Linked DNA regions of Homo sapiens: regions 1, 2, 3, 4 and 6 are each linked to region 5. The links are chromatin contacts, found by Hi-C or POLR2A ChIA-PET in ENCODE. All regions are on one chromosome and are shown on one strand. The core of a region is the stretch at or near the end of the contact, and the rest is flanking DNA. Distances in the headings are between cores, read along the strand shown.

What was found. Hi-C counts contacts between places; a loop is a spot of excess contacts on that map. ChIA-PET counts read pairs that join two places held with the same protein, here RNA polymerase II (POLR2A). Pooled maps may share reads with other maps.
Region 1: a map of CD8-positive, alpha-beta T cell shows a loop between it and region 5 (6-fold over the local background). The contact joins the promoter of SAMD15 here to the promoter of GPATCH2L in region 5. A Hi-C loop is called at or near these places in 2 of 168 maps with a recorded cell type or tissue (CD8-positive, alpha-beta T cell and naive thymus-derived CD4-positive, alpha-beta T cell) and 8 of 50 pooled maps.
Region 2: a pooled map shows a loop between it and region 5 (10-fold over the local background). The contact joins the promoter of YLPM1 here to the promoter of GPATCH2L in region 5. A Hi-C loop is called at or near these places in 6 of 50 pooled maps.
Region 3: a loop to region 5 is called in a map of CD4-positive, alpha-beta T cell, with 10 times the contacts of the local background. The contact joins the promoter of NPC2 here to the promoter of GPATCH2L in region 5. A Hi-C loop is called at or near these places in 5 of 168 maps with a recorded cell type or tissue (CD4-positive, alpha-beta T cell, CD4-positive, alpha-beta memory T cell, CD8-positive, alpha-beta T cell and 2 more) and 12 of 50 pooled maps.
Region 4: a loop to region 5 is called in a map of CD4-positive, alpha-beta T cell, with 6 times the contacts of the local background. The contact joins the promoter of ADCK1 here to the promoter of GPATCH2L in region 5. A Hi-C loop is called at or near these places in 1 of 168 maps with a recorded cell type or tissue (CD4-positive, alpha-beta T cell) and 8 of 50 pooled maps. POLR2A ChIA-PET finds 5 or more read pairs at or near these places in 1 of 52 experiments (PC-9).
Region 6: a pooled map shows a loop between it and region 5 (3-fold over the local background). The contact joins the enhancer-like site here to the promoter of GPATCH2L in region 5. A Hi-C loop is called at or near these places in 1 of 168 maps with a recorded cell type or tissue (gastrocnemius medialis) and 3 of 50 pooled maps. POLR2A ChIA-PET finds 5 or more read pairs at or near these places in 1 of 52 experiments (PC-9).

What each region holds. Positions count from the first base shown.
Region 1 is chr14:77,375,296-77,379,155 of GRCh38, forward strand. SAMD15 (sterile alpha motif domain containing 15) reads left to right here and starts at 2,084. Exons shown (of 3, transcript NM_001010860.4): 1 at 2,084-3,812. The coding sequence starts at 2,124. It overlaps TMED8 (transmembrane p24 trafficking protein family member 8), which reads right to left and starts at 1,799. Exons shown (of 6, transcript NM_213601.3): 1 at 1,641-1,799. The coding sequence starts at 1,758. RefSeq lists a silencer at 1,377-1,806 and an enhancer at 1,857-2,066.
Region 2 is chr14:74,761,669-74,765,125 of GRCh38, forward strand. YLPM1 (YLP motif containing 1) reads left to right here and starts at 1,648. Exons shown (of 21, transcript NM_019589.3): 1 at 1,648-2,694. The coding sequence starts at 1,822. RefSeq lists an enhancer at 1,356-1,695.
Region 3 is chr14:74,491,226-74,494,641 of GRCh38, forward strand. It overlaps NPC2 (NPC intracellular cholesterol transporter 2), which reads right to left and starts at 2,080. Exons shown (of 5, transcript NM_006432.5): 1 at 1,968-2,080. The coding sequence starts at 2,049. It overlaps ISCA2 (iron-sulfur cluster assembly 2), which reads left to right and starts at 2,540. Exons shown (of 4, transcript NM_194279.4): 1 at 2,540-2,620; 2 at 2,825-2,927; 3 at 3,050-3,165. The coding sequence starts at 2,550. RefSeq lists silencers at 1,833-1,892, 2,063-2,342 and an enhancer at 2,543-2,622.
Region 4 is chr14:77,798,094-77,801,760 of GRCh38, forward strand. ADCK1 (aarF domain containing kinase 1) reads left to right here and starts at 2,016. Exons shown (of 11, transcript NM_020421.4): 1 at 2,016-2,077. RefSeq lists enhancers at 1,341-1,879, 1,880-2,418, 2,492-2,541, 2,552-2,631 and a silencer at 1,942-2,301.
Region 5 is chr14:76,150,169-76,153,567 of GRCh38, forward strand. It overlaps GPATCH2L (G-patch domain containing 2 like), which reads left to right and starts at 1,754. Exons shown (of 10, transcript NM_017926.4): 1 at 1,754-1,823.
Region 6 is chr14:77,300,006-77,302,636 of GRCh38, forward strand. It overlaps POMT2 (protein O-mannosyltransferase 2), which reads right to left. Exons shown (of 21, transcript NM_013382.7): 6 at 1,085-1,244. Among named protein-coding and RNA genes, the nearest start is that of POMT2, 20 kb to the right of the region's middle. RefSeq lists a silencer at 1,187-1,246. Within about 2 kb of position 1,251, at least 3 of the 41 ENCODE cell types and tissues checked have a DNase peak (open chromatin) inside an H3K27ac peak, as active enhancers do; they include gastrocnemius medialis, where a contact is called at or near this core.

The DNA.
Region 1 (3,860 bases), core at 834-3,333, 1.2 Mb after region 5:
CTGGGAGGAAGTGAATGCAGGAATGAATTAGATGTCAGGGGGAAAAAAAAACACACTCATCTATCTAAAACGCGTGGGTACGTTTGCCATAAACACATGAGAACCTAAAGGGGAAGTAAAAACATGCTTAATTTGTAAATACTGGCGCATGCAAGGGACAAGTGTTATAAGACTTACCTTTCTGTGTTTACTTGCTTAGTCTTTTAGACATTATGCTTAGAATTTCTACTGCTATGTTAAATATATGCCAACGATTTTTAATTTAATACAAAGCAGAGTTCGTAAGAAAAAAAGGCAAAATTTGTCAGGTGTTTTAAAGTAAAAGAATATAAAATCATGGGAAAGAGCTGGGTGAGTTGTGTGTGTGTTTGAATAAGGCAGCATTATGAGAGGGAAGATACTTGGGATCAGAGTAGAAGACAGAAAAAGGCACCATGTTGGAAGCCATACATCCAAGAACACCTCTGGCGGCACAGGAAGTTCAACTGAACAAAAAGAGACCTTACTGTCACAATGGTTGAGACGAGTATAGTGTGTACCATGGACTATACCCCAAATGCCTTAGACAAAGCAGCTCAAGTAATCCTCACAATAATCCTATGAGGCAGATATTTTTAGTAATCACATTTTACAGATGAGGAAACTGACGTTTCAGACTCCAATCCAGGCACCCTGGCTCCACAGTAGTGCCTCAACCATTATACTTTATGGTGTCTATTTTAATTTCAGACCTAGAAAATTAATTTATATTTGCTACTTAAATAAGACAAGTTCTCTCCCCTCTACCCTTTCGTATTTCAAAAGAGCATCCTTTCAGTTGCATCGTGTGTGGTGTTCAGGAGGCTGAAAGAAGAAAGTGTGATGGATGGACTCTTTTGTCTTTGGACACTGAAATAATACACACGGAGGAACTCGCGTTAGTAGAAATGGAGACGTCGTCCTGGACAAGAAGAGGATGAGGGTCTTGAGAATGAGGGAGGTAGGCCAAATTTTTAATTCCTGCTCTTGCTTTGGCTACTGTGTTCAAGCAAAAGACCCCAGACACTACCTATTTCAACTCTGCTTTTCATTTTTCCCACTCTAAGCGATGGAGAGGATGGCAGCAAGGCCAGGGGGCCTATGTGCAGGAAGGCTAGGGCGCAGTGGGCTTCTGGCAGAGGAAGGCAAGGCTGCCAACCCGGGTGGGGGCCGAGAGGCGCGTGGTAAGGCTGGGGCAGGGGACTGAGATGGGGATAGGGTGGGGAGCCAGAAGCAGGGGGCGGCGAGGCCAGTAGGGTTCGGGTCGGCAGTCTAGATGTGATTAGCAGACGGAGGTGGGACCCGAACCCCGGCTGAAGCTGAAACTGAAGCTGAAGAGGCGCCAGGGGCAGAGCCACCCTGTCACTACCATTTGGGCAGATCTCAGAAAGGAAGCGGGGCAGGAATCAAGGCATTTCGAAACAGGAGTGAGTAGAAAATAACCTCGAGCCCAGGGCCCGGGTGGTGGCAGCGGCGGGGAAGGGGCCCCGCGCGCGAAGGGGCTGCCGAGGTGGGTCCGCTCCGCGGGGAAGCCCAGGACAGAGCGCGGCGGAGGCTCGCGCCGTGGTGCGGGGCCCTGAGGCCGGGCGGCACCCACCCGCCAGCGCCCCGGCCTTGCGTACCTGAGGCGGCCGCCTGGCTCCCCTCCACTCCCTGGCAGTCCCCGACGCCGCCAGCCGACCCTGGGCGGGCTGTGGGGCTCCAGGAGCCCGGCCCCTCAGCCGCCTGCAGGTCAGACATCTGCAGCCCGCGCACGGAGCTCTCCGCTGCCAGCCGCGAGTGGCTCCGGAAACAGCCGAAGGCCGAGCGAGCGCCGAGCACAGCCGAGCGCAGCCTGCAGGCCGGAAGAAGCGGCGCGGCGGCCGCTTGAAAAGCTAGCTGACCCAGGGGCGGCCACAGGAGCTCTGGCCCGCTGAGGCTGGCGATGAGGCCGCAGGGAGGGTTACTGCGTGCTTGTGACAGACGATTTTTAAAGTCAGGGCTTGAAAGAACAAACAAAACCTGGGGAAGAGTCAGGAAGACACTGCCGGAAATCGTGGTATCCATAGAGACGCTATCGGAAGTTGGGGTTGCTAGGAAGCCGCGGCGCGTCTGCTAAGCTGCAAATGGCTGAAGTCCCGGAGGATTATGATTCCGGCCCAGATGAAGATGGAGAGCTGGAGCCTGAGAGGCCTGAACTGCCTGGACTTCATAAATTGTATGAAAATGCCGAACCAGACACCATGGCAAAGGCAGACTCGAAGCTACCAGCAGAGATTTACCAAGAGCCACAGCCAGAGACCGAGGAAGAGGACTTCAAAGAGGGGGAGCCAGACAGTGCTAAGAACGTGCAGCTGAAACCTGGCGGGACGTCCCAGGAAGGAATTGCCAAGGAGTCCAAGAGAGACGTACCAAGCGAAACTGAACCAGGGATACACCAAGAGGTAAAGTCGGAAACATCCAGAGAGATGGGAGAGTTTTTCAAAGATTTGGAGGCCCCTATGGATGAAACGCATAAAGAGTCAGACCTAGAGCCACCAGAGGAGGCTAAACCAAATGTTACAGAGGATGTGTTCCTAGAGTCAGCTATGGAAACAGATCCAGATCCAGTGCCACCAACGGAAACCATGTCTGAGGTTTCGGGGGCCACAGTCAGAGAGAGAAATTTAGAATTACTAGAGGAGGAGACTGAACCGGGGGTTCCAGAGGAATCACTTAGAGTGCAACATGAAGAGACAGGTCTAGAGCCTCCAGAGCAGACCAAACAAGATTTTCCAAGTGAGAAACTAGGAGAATCACTTGAAGAGACAGATCTTCAGCCACCAAAGATGACCAAACCAGAGACTCCAGAGGAGACACAAAGAGAGTCAACTGAGAAGAAAAGGACAGAGCCACCCGAGCAGGCTAGACTGGAATTTCTGGAGAAGGAACCAAGAAAGTCTAGTGAGGAGGCAGGTCTAGAGCCTCCAGAAGAGACTCAACCAGAGGTTCCAGAGGAGATGCAAAGAAAGGCAACTGAGGAGAAAGGGACAGAACTACCTGAGCGGACTAAACCAGACTTTCCAGACCACAAGCCAAGAAAGTCTACTGATGAGAACGTTCCTGAGCCACTAGAAGAGATCAAATTAGAGTTTCCTGAGGAAGAATCAAGAAAAACAAATGAGGAAACAATTCTAGAACAATCAGAAATGATGAAACCAGAAAGTCCAGAAGAGATAAGAAAGTCAAATGAGAAAAAAAATCCACAGCCACCAGAGGAGACTGGTCCAGTGCTACCACAGGAGATCAACCCACAAGTTGAAGAGAAAACACAAACAAAGCCAACTGAGAAAATTCTAGAGTTACCAGATGAAACCAAACCAAGGGAGACACATGTAGAATTTTCCAAGGAAGACAGGCCAGAACCAATAAAGTCTAAGTATTCTGTAGGAAACGATGAGCTAGAGCACCGTGAGCCTAAAAGAGGAAAGTTGTCACTAAGTGACAAATTTAGAAAAGAATATTACGCATTAGGATCTCTCAGAGAAAGTGAAGAATCAATTGGTACACATTATGAGTTTTTGCAACCACTCCAAAAATTGCTTAATGTCAGTGAAGAATGCTCATACTCAGATCCCTCAGAGTCTCAGACAGAATTAAGTGAGTTCGTTCATGAAAAGGAAGTTGTAGATTTGTCCCAAGAGTTGAAGGAACGGGTCTCTGAAGATGACGAAACCCAGCCAGAAAAAGGGACTGAGTTACAATTTGAGCATCTTAATTGGGATCCAGAGGAAGTTGCAGAGTGGATTAGCCAGCTAGGCTTCCCTCAATACAAGGTATACAAAAATAAGATGTTTTGAAATCACATGCTGTCATCCGTCTAC
Region 2 (3,457 bases), core at 398-2,897, 1.4 Mb before region 5:
AAGTCTGCAAACAGTCCATTTTTAGCCAGCATGATAAAGAAGTCCTCTCTGCTTTAACCTTATAAGAAAAGAAACTTTGAAACAAACAATCCACTTTTAGTTTTCTGTTTCTCTCTTTTTTTTCTTTTTTGAGATGGAGTCTCGCTCTGTCACCCAGGCTGGAGTGCAGTGGCACGATCTCAGCTCACTCCAACCTCTGCCTCCTGGGTTCAAGTGATTCTCCTGCCTCAGCCTCCTGAGTAGCTGAGATTACAGGTGAGCACCACCACGCCTGGATACTTTTTGTATTTTTAGTAGGCATGGGGTTTCACCATGTTGACCAGGCTGGTCTTGATCTCCTGACCTGGTGATCTGCCTGCCTCAGCCTCCCAAAAGTGTTGGGATTACAGGAGTGAGCCCCCGCGCCCTGCCTCTGCGTTTCTTTTCTGTCTATGAAATTATCCCGATTGTTCTGCTCATTGGAACACTGTTTCTGCTTTATAGAATGAGACGTTGCCCAATTCTAGAATAGCAGGTAAAAGTTAATTAAGATCTTTAAACTAAATTTGTTGTAATTTTGTCTTTTGACATGTAATTTTCTGTATATTCGTTATACTTCAATAAAAAGTTAAAAGAAACATAACTAAATTTCTATTTGAAAACAGAAGCTCTTCCTTTTGAAGGATGCCTTGCTGCTCCACTTTCCATTCACATTCACCTCCTGAGAGAGGTGAAGATCTGGGTTGCTAAGATGGAAGAAAGGTCAATTATTTGCATGTTACTCAAGTGATGCACTGACACAATATTCTCACAGTTCTCCCTCCCCCCGCCCCCCCCCACACACCCAAAAGAATTCAGTGTATTAGCTTTGCTTTTTAGTGATTCACTCAAGCTAAAGTAAGAGTTTATGTCTGGTATTACGTTGAGAGCTTTTGGAAGATTATCTTCCAGGTTGTCTTTAGACCATCTTTGTATCTGGTTTTTGCTCTCTTTGCTTTTGCTCTGAGATTCTGCAACACCGATTTATATGTGTTGAGACAGTCTAAAAAATTCCATTTCTCCCCTTCTACAATTCCTGCAGATGTTACTCACTATATGTCTGCAGGAATTGGTGTAATCTTACACTCTGCCTTGAAAACACCTTTCCATTCTTCACAGCTTTGTTCCCAGTTGAATTTCTGGGGAGAATTGAGTTAGGTCTATTCATTTAATTTGGGAGAAACTGACATCTTTACAATTTTTCCTCTTTTCACCCAGGATCATGGTAAGCCTCTCCATTATTTGAAGTCTAATTTCATCCTACTTGGATATGCTTCTTTATGACTCTGTAGCTTTCTACATATAAGTCCTACATCTTTCTTGTTAGAGTTTTTCCTAGTTGCTTTATGTTTTTTTGTTGTTGTTGCGATTGTTGCTATTGTGAATGGAACCTTTTTTTTTTTTCATTCAAAAATGAACCCGTGGAGCGATAGGATCTCTACCACCTCTTTCGGCTGTGAGACTCTATGGTTTTTCAGTTCTATGAGAACATTCTACTGGAGCCTACATTATCTGAACCCAAAGGAAGATGGCAACCACGAGTCGCCAAGTAAAGGACCGCTCTATCTCGCCTTTGTTCTCCTCTCGGTGGTTACTGCGCAGACGTAGTCGCCCAAGTCGCGTCCCCGCCTTCCCGGTCGCGGGCCCAGCTCGGGAGCGCCGGCGCACTGGCGCGCTCCGTTTACACGCTCCGGGGCCTGTAGGCGCCGCGAGTTCCGGCTGTCGCCGTCGCCGCCGCGGCTCCTGGAGGTCGGTTGCGACGAGTAACGGCGCCAGGACGAGCCCTGCGCCTTCTTTTTCGATATGTACCCGAATTGGGGCCGGTATGGCGGGAGCAGCCACTATCCGCCGCCACCGGTCCCACCGCCGCCGCCAGTGGCGCTTCCTGAGGCCTCGCCGGGGCCCGGGTACTCGAGCTCGACGACTCCCGCGGCCCCCTCCTCCTCGGGCTTCATGAGCTTCCGCGAACAGCACTTGGCGCAGCTCCAGCAGCTGCAGCAGATGCACCAGAAGCAAATGCAGTGCGTGCTTCAGCCCCACCACCTTCCTCCGCCCCCTCTGCCGCCCCCGCCAGTGATGCCGGGGGGCGGCTACGGAGACTGGCAGCCGCCACCGCCACCGATGCCCCCGCCACCCGGGCCGGCCCTCAGCTATCAGAAGCAGCAGCAGTACAAACACCAGATGCTCCACCACCAACGAGACGGGCCTCCTGGTTTGGTTCCAATGGAGCTGGAATCCCCCCCTGAATCTCCCCCTGTGCCGCCTGGGTCCTATATGCCCCCATCTCAGTCTTACATGCCCCCACCTCAGCCGCCACCCTCTTACTACCCCCCGACCTCATCTCAGCCCTACCTGCCTCCTGCTCAGCCGTCCCCTTCGCAGTCCCCACCTTCCCAATCCTACCTGGCGCCCACCCCTTCTTACTCATCCTCCTCCTCTTCCTCGCAATCCTATTTGAGCCATTCCCAGTCCTACTTGCCCTCTTCTCAGGCATCTCCTTCCCGCCCCTCCCAGGGCCATTCTAAATCCCAACTACTAGCTCCACCACCACCGTCCGCCCCCCCTGGAAATAAGACAACTGTCCAGCAAGAGCCTTTGGAGAGTGGGGCCAAAAACAAGAGTACTGAACAGCAGCAAGCCGCCCCTGAGCCAGATCCCTCTACGATGACTCCACAGGTAAGAAAGCATCTGCCTGAACCTCATCTTTCACCTAGAGGGCCCTGAATGAGCAGGCCTCAGGGCTTTAACCAGTGGTTAGTCTAATTCCAACACACAATGACTAGCTAACACTCCAAAGGATTCCGTAAGAGTCAGAGGGCTGACAGCTCAGCTTTTTAATTAGCTAGATGTGAATTACCAAAAAAACAGCGTTTGTAGATGTGTATGGATTACATACAGTGGTGGGGTGGCTCAAAAGTTACCTCTCAGATACATTCCTTGGTTTCTTTGACCATCCTCTTAGATTTTGTTGCTGTTGCAAATAGATTTTGTTGCAGAGGGTCTTGTTTTAAAATTGTATTTTAAACGAAAGTTTCCATTTGAGAGAAAGCATGAAAAAGAGGCCTCGCCAAGGGCTGACACTTGAATGTTTGTAAACTTTATGATTAGTTAGCTTCTTTTAAAAATATTACTTAGGGGCCAGGGATAGTTGTCAGCTTCCTGAATTAAGAGGTTTCAGAAAAAGGATGGAAATCTTGTCTTACCAGGAGCATCCTAATTATGCTTATAGGTACATATACAATACATAGATGAGTCCCGAGACCCTTTTGGGGATCGATTGGTCCATTTTAGGAATTGACCCAGACATCCTTTTCTCATATTATTTAAAGATTGTTTTAAGATAATGAGCAATTTTCTGCGTTTCATTGTCATTACCATTCACTCCAAAGAAACAGCCTTGCAATTTGGCCAACGTAAAAAAAGTTTGGTGATATCTTTT
Region 3 (3,416 bases), core at 830-3,329, 1.7 Mb before region 5:
CCATGCCCAGCTAATTTTTGTATTTTTAGTAGAGATGGGGTTTCACCATGTTGGCCAGGATGGTCTCAATCTCTTGACCTCGTGATCTGCCCGTCTTGGCCTCCCAAAGTGCTGGGATTACAGGTGTGAGCCACTGTGCCTGGCCGGAATGAGTTATTAAAATTAATAGTGTCTTCATCCAAACGCTGGCTACTAAGTTTAATGGAGGGAAAGGCAGTAATTTGAAGCGATAATAGCTTTCAAGTGCCAGTCTCCTAAATCAATGGAATAGCATTTAAGTGTTAATCGGCCAGCACTCCATTCCTTAATCAATCCTGTCCCCTAATCCCCAACTTTGCTTTTGTCTCAACATGAATTTTTATGACATAGGGGAAAAAGATTTCCATCTATGTTTTCAACACATTTCATTGAGCAGTTACTATTACCTGGGCACTGGATATAAAGCAGCAAACTTATGAAACCGCCTTTGCAAAAATCCTGAGGAAATTAAGACAGTGAAAGAGATCAGGACTCACCTACCCATCTTCCTTCTAACCTCTAAACTGTCTTTGTTCATTCCTGGGTGTAGGCTGAACTAGTCTTGGAGAGGAATTTATAGTTTAAACTCTGAAACGAAATGGATAATAGCCCTTTCCTGAAAAACCCCTTCTTGCCTGGGGACCGGTCTGCCTTTGTAGGACTAACAAATTAGCTACGAGTTTAGGGGCCACGCCGCCTCTGGCTGTAAGAGTCTGAACCTCCCCAAATTGCTCCTGGTAATGATATCACTATTGTAAAACCTAAGGTCAGTGCTTGAGATATTTTGCAGATCCTGCATTCCGATGCAGCAAATGACACCACCCAGAGGTCAGCAAGAAGAACTCACTTCGACTCTCCTATGATTTTATCTTCAACCTGACCAATCAGCACTCCCCACTTTCCAAGCCCATACCCGCCAAATTATCCTTAAAAACTCTGATCCCCGAATGCTCGGGGAGACTGATCTGAGTAACAATAAAACTCCGGCCTCCCCCACAGCCGGCTCTGCGTGAATTACTCTTTTCGCCACTGCAAATCCCATCTTGATAAATCCGCTCTGTCTAGGCAATGCGCAAGGTGAACCCCTTGGGCGGTTACACTTACTCTGGCTCCCCATTCTGCTGCGTGACTTTAGGTAGGCTACCCAACATCCCTGGAATTCAATGATTGATTATACGATCTCCGTGCTTCCTTTCCACTCATAGATCTTACAAAGTCAGTTTCATGCCTCTTTCATTGACAGTTCTATCTCTCTATCTCCACCTCTGAACAACATTGCTCGAGTTTCTGTTCCGACAATTCTATAGACTCGACTCAATGAAGGCACTCAGAATTTCTACCACCTGTTGTATTTTCCAACAAAGATTCCAACCACAGCGGCGAGAGGGAGTTATGTATCACAAGCTGTGATTAGAGACACAATGAGATTTATACAAGGAAAAACTGATTAAGAATCACAAGATTCCAAAGCCCAAAGGAAGTCCTATTTGTAACAATAAATGATGAAAAAGGGGAATTGACTTTTGACTTGTCAGCAAAAACGAAATTAAAAGAAAAGCAAAAGGAGTTGGAAGGGGGAGGCGGGATTCCAAGATACAAAGCATAAATAAAAAGAAGTTCTGTGCTCCACCCCTCCACCAGAGCTGGATACAGCCCTTCTGTTGTCCGCCCTACAAACTTTAGGAAACTTCAGCAAAAGGCCCACCTCCTGGAGTTCCCAGGAACCCCAAAACACGCGTTCTAAGGAAAGAAACAAAGTTGTGCGCGGTCGGGTTTCATGGAGGCCGGCGCCTTCTCCCCCGACCCAGCCCATTCCAGTTAGGTAGGGTCCAAGGCTCAGCCTGGCCGCCCGAGGGATCCGCCCAGCCCAGCCCCAGGGGTCTCAGCGCGGGGGTCCGGCGGGGCCTTCCACAGAGGGCGCGGGAACCTTGGGCGGGCCTGGGGCTCACCGCAGTCCTTGAACTGCACCGGTTCGGCCTGGGCAGCGGTGCTGAGCGCCAGGAGCAGGAATGTAGCTGCCAGGAAACGCATCGCGGATAACGAAGTTCCAAGCTCGGGAAAGAAGCAGCGGCCGCCCGCGGTCACAAGACAAACCTGTCGGGGCGGGCCCGGGGAGGAGCCCAGTCAGGCGACCTGTCACCAGTAACCACAGCTGAGGCCCGCCCGCGCCCCGCCCCCGGCTCCGGAAAGCCAGCTCCAGCCCTCTCAGGCCCAGAAGCCTGCAGTCTCCGCCCATGCCATCCCCTCAGAGGCCTGACCCGCCCGGACCCACCTCCGCCCCGCCCCGCCTCACTCCTCCCCGCCCCGTTCCTTCCCTTTAGAGCACCTCTCCGGCTTCCTGGGTGCGTCCCCGCCGCTGCCGTCTGGAGCATTCCTAGCCAATCAGACACCTTCTCCTCCCGCACTACCCAATAGGCATGTTGGGGGGGCGGGGCCTCCGTGAAGTCCCGGCCTCCTGTTCGTTCTCTCCGCCTCCCGAGGCCCCGGGTGAGAAACGGGGGAGACGCGAGGGGCGGAGCTTGTGGAGGAAGATGGCTGCCGCCTGGGGGTCGTCCCTAACGGCCGCGACGCAGAGAGCGGTCACTCCCTGGCCGAGGGGCAGGTACCAAGACTAGAAAGGCACCTGGAAAGGGTGTTTGGTTCTGCGCCTCTAGGACAAATGGGAAACTAAGGCCTGTGGGGGATGCGAGGGTTTGGTGGGAGGCCGTCCAGGTGGGGGTCGCCAGGTTTAGCGTGAGGCGCTCCAGGTCGAGGGTTGCAAGGTGCCCCTTCTGCTCCCGGGCTCACCCTCCTCCCTTGCGCGCAGGCTCCTCACGGCCTCCCTGGGACCCCAGGCGCGTCGGGAGGCGTCGTCCTCCAGCCCCGAGGCCGGCGAAGGGCAGATCCGCCTCACAGACAGTTGCGTCCAGGTAGGAGGCCGGACGCGGAGCGGCGGTACCCAGGCGATTGGCGGGAGCAGCGGGAACTGCTCTTCACTCAGCCCTTTAACTCCCGTTTCCCGCTATTCTTGATCCCCCTTCCTGCATTTCAGAGGCTTTTGGAAATCACCGAAGGGTCAGAATTCCTCAGGCTGCAAGTGGAGGGAGGTGGATGCTCCGGATTCCAATACAAATTTTCACTGGATACAGTTATCAACCCCGACGACAGGCAAGGAGGAAGGGGTGGGCCCCCAAAGGAGGTACAGGAGGGACAAAAGTGTCTCCAGTTTAAGGTGCACTTTTATTCCAAATTTAAAGGGTTTACCTGGGATGGTTAACACCGCCCGTCTCACAGTGAGGATGCAGTAAAGGTTTGTTGTTCTGAATCAAAGTAACTAAGTTATAGGAGCAAAATTGATCTGCCCAGGTCCATTGGGTAGTCGGTAGAAAGTCAGGCCGGACTAGATTCCAGGCTTAAGT
Region 4 (3,667 bases), core at 766-3,265, 1.6 Mb after region 5:
AAAAATTTAGCCAGGCGTGGCAGTATGTGCTTGTAGTCCCAGCTACTCCACAGACTGAGGCAGGAGGGTACCTTGAGGACAGGAAGTTGAGGCTACAGTGATGGAGCCTCTACACTCCAGCTTGGGCAACACAGCCAGACCCTGTCTCAAAAAAAAAAAGAGAAATGTTTTTGATACATGTCTTCAAAGTGCATCTTATAAGTCAACATTTGATAATGGAGATCAGTGAATGAATGAATAAGGGCCAAAGATAACTAAGATTAGCTAGCATATTATATTTATTTATTTATTTATTTTGAGACGAGTCTTGCTCTGTTGCCCAGGCTGGAGTGCAGTGGCCCAATCTCAGCTCACTGCAACCTCCACCTCCTGGGTTCAAGCAATTCTCCCACCTCAGCCTCCCGAGTAGTTGGGATAACAGGTGCCCGCCACTATGCTGGGCTAATTTTTCTTTTTCTTTTTTTTCTTTTTGGAGACAGAGTCTCACTCTGTTGCCTAGGCTGGAGTGCAGTGGCGTGATCTCAGCTCACTGCAACCTCCGCCTCCCGGGTTCAAGCGATTCTCCTGCCTCAGCTTCCTGAGTAGCTGAAATTCCAGACGTGCACCACCACACCAGGCTAATTTTTGTATTTTTAGCAGAGACAGATTTCACTATGTTGGCCAGGCTGGTCTCAAATTCCCGGCCTCAAGTGGTCCGCCCACCTTGGCCTCCCAAGGTGCTGGGATTACAGGAATGAGCCACCGCACCCGGCTTAATTTTTCTATTTTTAGTAGAAATGGGGTTTCACTATGTCGGCCTGGCTGGTCTCCAACCCCTAGCCTCAGGTGATCTGCCCGCCTCAGCCTCCCAAAGTGCTGGGATTACAGGTGTGAGCTACTGCGTCCTGCCCAGCCAGCATTATTATTATTATTTTTGAGACGGAGTTTCGCTGTTGTTGCCTAGGCTGGAGTGCAATGGCGTGACCTCGGCTCACCGCAACTTCTGCCTCCCGGGTTTCTAGTGCCTCAGCCTCCTGAGTAGCTGGGATTACAGGCATGCACCACTAGGCCTGGCTAATTTTTGCTATTATTAGTAGGGACGGGGTTTCTCCATGTTGGTCAGGTTGGTCTCAAACTCCCGACCTCAGGTGATCTGCTAGCCTTGGCCTGCTGGGATTACAGGCGTGAGCCACCGCCCCGCCAGCATACATCAATTGTCAGTAAATTTCTTCTTCGCCTACTAGTTCCAATATCTTATTTAAAATCTATGGCCCGGTGAGGTGGCTCAGGCTTGTAATCCCAGCACTTTGGGAAGTCAAGGCGGGTGGATTGCCTGAGTTCAGGAGTTCAAGACCAGCCTGGGCAAAATGGCGAAACCCCGTCACTCCTAAAAATACAAAAAATTAGCAGGGCGTGGTAGCACACTCCTGTAATCCCAGCTACTCAGGAGGCTGAGGCAGGAGAATCACTTGAACCCGGGAGGCGGAGGTTGCAGTGAGGCGAGATGGGCCACTGCACTCCAGCTTGGGCGACAGAGTGAGACTCTGTCTCAAAATGAATGAATGAATGAATGAATGAATGAATAAAATCTACGAGGTCGGGCGCAGTGGCTCACTCTTGTAATCCCAGCACTTTGGGCGGGCGGATCATTTGAGGTCAGGAGTTTGAGACCGGCTTGGCCAACATGGTGAAACCCCATCTCTAAAAAAAATACAAAAATTAGCTGTACTGCTTGGGCGACAGAGCGAGACTCAGTCTCAAAAAAAAAAAATCTACAAATCCACTTCATCTTTCATTAAACACGAACCTGGGACGTAGTTAGAATGTCTTGAAGAAAATATTTCAGTAATATTCCAAGTCCGTCGCCCTGGCAAAGCAACAAGGCCACCTGACGGAGTAAGCCCGAGACCCCTGTGCCTCCACAGTACTGCCCGCGGGATCGCGGCGTGGGGAACCAGGAACTACAAGTCCCGGCAGGCCGCGCGCGCCTCGGCTTCACTAAGCGCAGTCAGGTGGCTGTCCCCGCACGGTTCCCAGCTAATTCCCCGCTACCGGGTTGCGGCCGGAAGCCGGGCGCCGCGGCTCTGCTTCCCTCGGGGTGAGTAGGGGCAGCTCGCCGGAGGCCGGCGCAGAGCTCGGGCCGACCAGCCTGGCAGGGCCGCACCGCGCCTGGAGCGCGAGGGAACCGGCATGGACACGCCGGGAGTCGGCCTCTGCTCCGGTTGTGCAGCCGCCCTGGGCGCCGGGAGGGACAGCCCCATGACCTTGTCACCTGGGCCCGGCGCGCGGCCACGTGGCTCGGGTGACTCGCATTGCCCCGCCCCCCTGCAGTGACTTCTCCAGTTTGGCACACCAGTGGGCTTTCATGTGACCTGTCCACTTCAGTGGCACAGTCTTGCAGGCACCCGAGTGGGCAGAGCTGGAGGAGGGCCGGAGGTGGCTCACCCAGACGCCTTCACCCCCTGGTGGCCCTGTGAGTTCCGAGGCAGAAGCAGCTGGAGCTGGAGCGTGGTCTGGGCAAGAGCAGGGGGCGATGCCCATATCCTGGCCCTCCACCCGGTCTTGCGAACGTGCCCCAGACCGCTGCTTATCTCCAGCATCTTGCAGGGCCCTGGGCTTCCAGATCACACAGTAGATATGTGCTAACAGCAGCCAGTGTGTGTGGAGAGCAACCTTTAGATAAGACACCTAGAACAGCCCTCTCCCAGGGTTAAGTGGCATTTACTTTCTACTAACAAGAAAGTCATTCAACAAGTATTTATTGTTTACCTCCATGATACTTGGCACTTAGTAGGTGCTCAAGAAATATTTGCAGAGTTGAAGTGAATTAGACTTTATCTGTGGCTTCATATGTTTTATTTAATAATTTTCTTGGGGCTGGATGTGGTGGCTGATGCCTGTAATCCCAGCACTTTGGGAGGCCAAGATGGGAGGATTGCTTGAGGGCAGGAGTTCAACACCAGGCTGGGCAACATAGTGAGACTCCCGTCTGTATTAAAAGAAAAAAAGGAAAATAAATAAAATAATTTTCTTACTACAGTGGTTCTCAAACTTTAGCATGCACCAGAGTCACCTGGAGAGCTAGTAACAACACACAGTACTGGACCCCATCCCCAAAGTTTCTGATTCTGTAAGTCTGGTATGAGGACCAAGAATTGGCGTTTCTAACATGCACCCAAGTGATGCAGTTGCTGTTGGTCTGGGGACCATACGTTGAGTACCACTGCTTTATAGGAAAAAAAATCCTGTGAACTTAAAGCACTATCTCTTCACACCTGGTTACGGGTCTTTCTGTCTTTATTTGCCAGTTTTACTTTTTTGGTGATTGTAAATATGTGCATATTACTTTGTACACTGTTAACTCCCTCCATATTAATTTATATACAGATTTTAATGTAGTCTATACTTGTCATTTTTCCTGGTTACATCATATTCTACCTTATTGGGTCATTCTTTGCTTGGCCATTTCTCAACTGGCCTCAGGGATGTGCGATTTGATCTGTACTAGAAGAGTGTGCATATTCTTACTTTCTGCTATGCAGTCATTTTCTTGTCAGACAAAGGACCTGTAAGAATATTAGTTGGGGCCGGGTGCGGTGGCTCACACCTGTAATCCCAGCACTTTGGGAGGCTGAGGTGGGCGAATCACTTGAGGTCAGGCGTTCAATGCCAGCCTGGCCAACATGGT
Region 5 (3,399 bases), core at 504-3,003:
ACTTTTTTTTTTTTTTTTTGTGACGGCTGAGTCTCACTCTGTCGCCCAGGCTGGAGTGCAGTGGCTCGATCTCTGCTCACTGCAACCTCCGCCTCCTGGGCTCAGGCGATGCTCTTGCCTTAGCCTCCTGAGTAGGGACTGGGACTACAGGCATGTGCCACCACACCTGGCTAATTTTTTGTATTTTTAGTAGAGACGGGGTTTCACCATGTTGGCCAGGCTGATCTCGAAATCCTGACCTCAGGTGATCCGCCCACCTCAACCTCCCAAAGTGCTGGAATTACAGGTGTGAGCCACCACACCAGGCTATTCACTCTTACAGAAGTATAACACATCTCACAATTGCAACCAATATTGATACGTTATTATTATTATTATTATTTTGAGACGGAGTTTCACTCTTGTAGACCAGGCTGGAGTGCAATGGTGCGATCTTGGCTCACTGCAACCTCCGCCTCCCAGGTGCAAGTGATTCTCCTGCCTCAGCCTCCCGAGTAGCTGGGATTACAGGCACGTGCCACCATGCCCATGTAATTTTTGTATTTTTAGCAGAGACAGGTTTTCACCCTGTTAGCCAGGATGGTCTCAATCCCCCAACCTCAGGTGATCCGCCTGCCTCGGCCTCCCAAAGTGCTGGGATTACAGGCGTGAGCCACCTCACCCGGCCCGATACATTATGATTAACTAAAGTTGATACTTTATCCAGATTTCCTTAGTTTTTACCTAATGTTCTTTTTTCAATTGCAGCGTCACACCCAGGACACCATATTACATTGTCATGCCTCCTTAGGCTCCTCTTGGCTCTGAGTTTCTTAGACTTCCCTTGCCTTTGCTGATCTTAACAATTTTGAAGAATACTGGTCATGCACTCTGCAGAATGTCCCTCAATTCGGGTTTGTCTGATTTTTTTTTCTTATAATTAGACTGGGTTATGAGATTTGGAAGGAAAGTACCATAAAGTGCCATTCTCATCATATATCATTCCACATACTATCAACATGATTTAGCACATAGTCTTGATCACCTGGCTGAATTACTGTTTGCCAGGTTTCTCCCCTGTAAAATCACTCATTTTCCCCTTTACAGATGTTGTACTTTTGGGAAGGAAGTCACTATGCACAGCCCACATTTAAGGAGGCAGAAGTTATGCTGCAGGATGGCTGTCTACATAAGTTATTTGAGATTCTTCTGTGGGGGATTTATCTCTTCTTCCTCATTCGTTAATTTATTCAATCACTTATATCGGCATGGGCTCATGAATATTTCTTTTGTACTTTGAGTTATAATCCAATATCACTTGTTTTATTGCTCAAGGCAATTTGAAATGTTCTGAGTAACTCAGTGCAAAACAACCTCTTCCAAAGGTTGTACCAGCTCACAGGGTAGACGTCATTAAGATCCATTTCCCCTCAACTTCACAGACCCATTAAAAAGGTCAGAAAGCAAGAGATAAGCTGACATCCCTGCCTAGCGCCCAATTTCTGGAAGCCCCTAAGGAAGATGAGGCCAGCATGCAGGGGTCTTTCCCCACGTGGGGCACCTCAACCCCTGAGACGCCCTTTCCCGGCCAGACCCTATTCAACACCCCTCCTTGTCCCCTGCCCCATCTCCTGGCTTCCTGTGGCTCCGCCCACCGCGGGGCGGAAGTGGGTGTGGCCACGGGCGGAAGCACTGGGTCAGGGGCCCAATCGTGCAGCCAGCCCCTCCCACTCGCCACCGCCCCACCCCTCCGGCCCAGACCGGAAATGAGGTCAGAGAGGGAAGCCCCGGCGGTGAGAGTCGGCCCAAAAAGCGGCGGCCGTTGGAGGTGGCTGCGGCAGCTGGTGAGGGGGAGGAATGGGTTGAGAGTGTTGGGGTCCTGGGGGCTAGTACCAGAGGGGATCGGAGCGCCAAGCCGCGGCTGAGCGGCTAAGGGCGTCTTGGGGCTGCGGCAGACGGCCGGAGGGTGAGGGTGGTGGGGCCTTGCTTTTCAGGGCCCTTGTCCCCATCCCTGGGGATGTGGGTCGGGCCGTCTCCGGGGCCACAGCCCCCTCTTCCCCTTTCTTCTTTCTGCCTCTCTGGGGCGGGCTGCAGCCTGAGGGCTTGGTGTCCCGAGCCATGGTCGCCCCAGCCCTCAGGGACGGGCCGGGGCGTGGTGGAGAGTCCTTCGAAACACAGTTTTTGTCATATATGTGGCCATGTTGCGACCCCCGATCCCGGAGGGAGCTCAGTCGCCAAGACTTGCATTTTGGCAGTTTCTGCCCTAGAAGAGCCGATCCCCGCCCCTCGTGAGCCCAAATGAGCAGTTGCCTCCTGCCTCTCCCACCTCCTACTCCGCCCCTCACTTCCACCCTGCTCCTGTCTCTCTTCTTACTTGCTGTCCACCAGCTACCCGTTCCTTCCTGTGCGTGACTCAGCCTCATCTCTGCCCGGGTGCGTGCCTGGCCGCCGGGTCCTCTCGAGAGTGTGCATCCGCGACTGGAGATGGGGAGTTCTAGGGTTCTTTTGTCACTACTGTTGGAATTACAGGCTTTGAGGCAGGAAAGGATTCTGCACAGGCATTCGACTGCAAGTTGTTTGATGACTTCGTTCCATGTTCAAGTTTGTGCTGTTCTGCCTGAGGTTTTTATTTGTTCTTTTGTTTTTGTTTTTTGTATTTTTGTTGCCTGAGTTTTTAAAGCAGTAATTCTTTATTAGGGAAGTAGATTTTGACATGCTGTTCCCACTTGTTTCTTTATTTTGGTCTTAGGGACAGTTGTCTCCCAAACCTCAATCATGGCATTTTAATCCACTTTTTTTTTTCCCATTTTTTCCCCTTCTTTTCACAGGTGTTGATAAACCACTTCTTAATGCTTAAAAGAACTTGGTCTTGTTTAAATGTATGTGCTTTTGGACACTTTGAGAAGCTTCGTTTGTATGGTAGTTTTGGAAGTAGGTGTCACTATTGCTCCTACAGGTGTGGCAGATAAGCCAGAGGACTGTTTTCCTGTCTTTAAGTTCATTGGCATAGGCACAGCATGAAAATAGGTTTTAGAAAGCCCTTTGCAAAGTGAAAACTGAATGAATGGGAATATGGTCAGAGAGTGGCACCACTTAGAATTTTAAGCTGATCTTGAAATACTTTGGGCATAGAGGCAAGAGAAAAGTGCTAAAAATTTAATATGTATTTAATTAGATGCTGTACAAATTAAATATTTCCCCTTAAGGGGGAATTTTGAAGATTGCTCCTACTACTGTCATTTCTTGAAATGTTTGTCTCTGAAGTGACCCCTGAAGTGTGATGTTTGGTTTGAGGATGAACAGAAAAATAAGAAATTTTGGAAAGCAGTTTGGCCAGAAATCTTAGAAACTTCACCCTATCCCTGTCATTTCAGCTGCTATTGTATCCTAGTTTTCTGTGATTGTGTGGCACTGAAGCAC
Region 6 (2,631 bases), core at 1-2,500, 1.1 Mb after region 5:
GCCGAGTGCCCTTTTCTGTGCTCTCCCAGCACTCCTGGCTGACTGTAACTGCCTGCTTCCTTATTTCTCTCTCTCCATTGACCACAGAGGGTGGGGACCATATTATATTCATCTGTATATTCCAGCACCTCACACACAGTGGCTGGATGATCTTTACACATTTTCTGAATAAATGAATGAATGAATGAATAAACTTGTTAGGAGCTGGTTTGGAGGTGATGGAGCAGCACCACAGCAGAGTGATGGCCTGGGGCCAACCTAACCTGGTTGTGACTCCTAGATACACCTCTCACTCCCCGATGGCCTCGGGGAAGTCATTACCTCTGTAGGTTTTGATTTCCTCATTTGAAAATCAGGGTAATAACTCCCTACCTCATAGGACTATTATGAGGGGTAAATGAGATAATGAAGGTAAAGCGTTTCGCATAGTGCCTGGCATAGAATCAGCCCTTAATAAATAATAAACTGTAAAGGCCCTTACTGGCCTCCAAATATGGAGACCGTGGGTCAGGAAATGAAAATTGTGAGTTCAGACCGGGCTCGGTGGCTCATGCCTGTAATCCCCGCACTTTGGGAGGCCAAGGCGGGCGGATCACTTGAGGTCAGGGGTTTGAGAACAATCTGGCCAACATGGTAGAACCGCATCTCTACTAAAACTACAAAAATTAGCTGGGCATGGTGGTATGTGCCTGTAATCCCAGCTACTTGGGAGGCTGAGGCAAAAGAATCACTCGTACCCAGGAGGCGGAAGTTGCAGTGAGCCAAGATCGGCCCACTGCACTCCAGCCTGGGTAACAGAGTGAAACTCTATCTCAAAAAAAAAAAAAAGACAGACATTATAAAACAAATGCAAAAAGAGACTTCCAAGAATGTTAATCTATCCTCTCCCTTGAACCCTATCCAGTCCTCAGCCGGGCCCACTCCCTGATGTCCTGCTGTCTGCGGAGGTTGGGGGGTCCAGCCCACCTGGGACCCAGAACACAGCCACTCTGCCACCTGCAGTAGAGACAGAGAAGGCCACCAGCTCCTACTCAGCAACATCAGGGAGCAAAAACATTTCCACAGCAAACCCTTGGGTGCTCACCAATGAAAGACTGAGGTCTCCGAACAGGTACCAAAGGTCTGCAATGGTGTTCAGCCCCACTTGAAGGATGATAAAGAGGCCAACAAACTTGACCCCTAAAGCACCAGCAAGACTAACGCCAGTCAGGCTGAGCCAGAACCACCAGGGGGCAGAGAAGGGCCTGAAAATCAACAAGACGGAGTTCAATTTGGCAGCTGGAACCAAAGCCAAACGCAAGCGCAGCAGGGGACAGGGCAGTTCTCAGACTTGGAGCGGCTGTGCTGTGCCCTGTCTTGGGGGCTCTTAGCCTCAAGGGACCATGGCGTGGCTCCATGGAGGAGGCGGCCTGTGAAACCCCTGGAACGGCAGGAAAAGCACTGTCTGAGGGCGCAGGGTATTCTTCAGGGGAGAGTGTCCATAGTGCTCCTGGCTAAGTACAGGGCTCAGGGTAAGTGGGGGCTCCTTCTTCACAAGTGACCAGTCAGGCAGGAGTAAAAGGAGAATCCTTAGGTGCCCCTGGACTCAGGCAGCCCTCTCCTTTGTGTCACCTCTGCCCTTGTCGAAGGCAGCATTTACCGAGTGCTTACTATGTATGCGTCACGCATCATTCCAAGTACGATGCATATATTAACTCTTCTAGCCGTCACTACAGCACACAGAGGATCCTGTCACTAGGTCCTCTTTTTGCACAGGAGGAAATCAAGATACAGAGAGGTGGAGTAATACAGCTAGCAGGCAGTGGGGCACAGTTTTAACCCAGGCAATTGGGTCAATGTTAGTGCTCTTAACCATTTTGCTATTCGTATAGCACCTAGTACTCTACACTATGATTCTCTGGCTCTCTGGCTGCCTCCTCTGCCAGAGTGAATATTCCTTAACAGCCAAGCCCAACAGAGCTCAGTACCTCCAGCTCCCCGCATAGTACCTGGTACACAGTATGTACTCAAGAAATGGTAGATGGAAGTGGATGTGGCATAAGCACAACAACCAAAGCCAGAGTGGGCTGAGAGTCACTGATCAGGTTTGATTAGCACAATGGAGCTTAATGAGCCTGGCTGTGCAAAGTTAACTTCCAGAAAAGCCTACGAGGGGCCAACTCTTCTGGTTTGAATAGAATGAATGACTTATTCTACTTTCTCAGAAGTAGAAGGATGATCTGGAAAAGACTATTCTGCAAGTAGACCGGACCCTCCAAGTCAGCTTTAGAACTGACCAGGACCTGGAAGGATCCTCTTGGCTGGTATGGACCATTCAAGCCAACCTTTACATATGCTATTCCCATCATTAGGTCAGGACTGGATGCAACCACTGACGAAAGGGAGATAGTTTCCAGGCAGCATCTACCCTGGTGCCCTCCCTTCTAGGACAGAGTATGTGAAGGACAGCCCTGTCCCGGGATTTCCTAACCAGCACTGGTTACAAGAGGTGGGTGGGGAAAGTATTAGGACCCCCCATGATATCCCAAAACCCCTACCCAATTGTACTCCATTGTAAACATGATAATAATAATACGCTTGAAAAAGACAACTGACATTTTCTCGGTCTTGAATATGGCAAAAATAAAATCA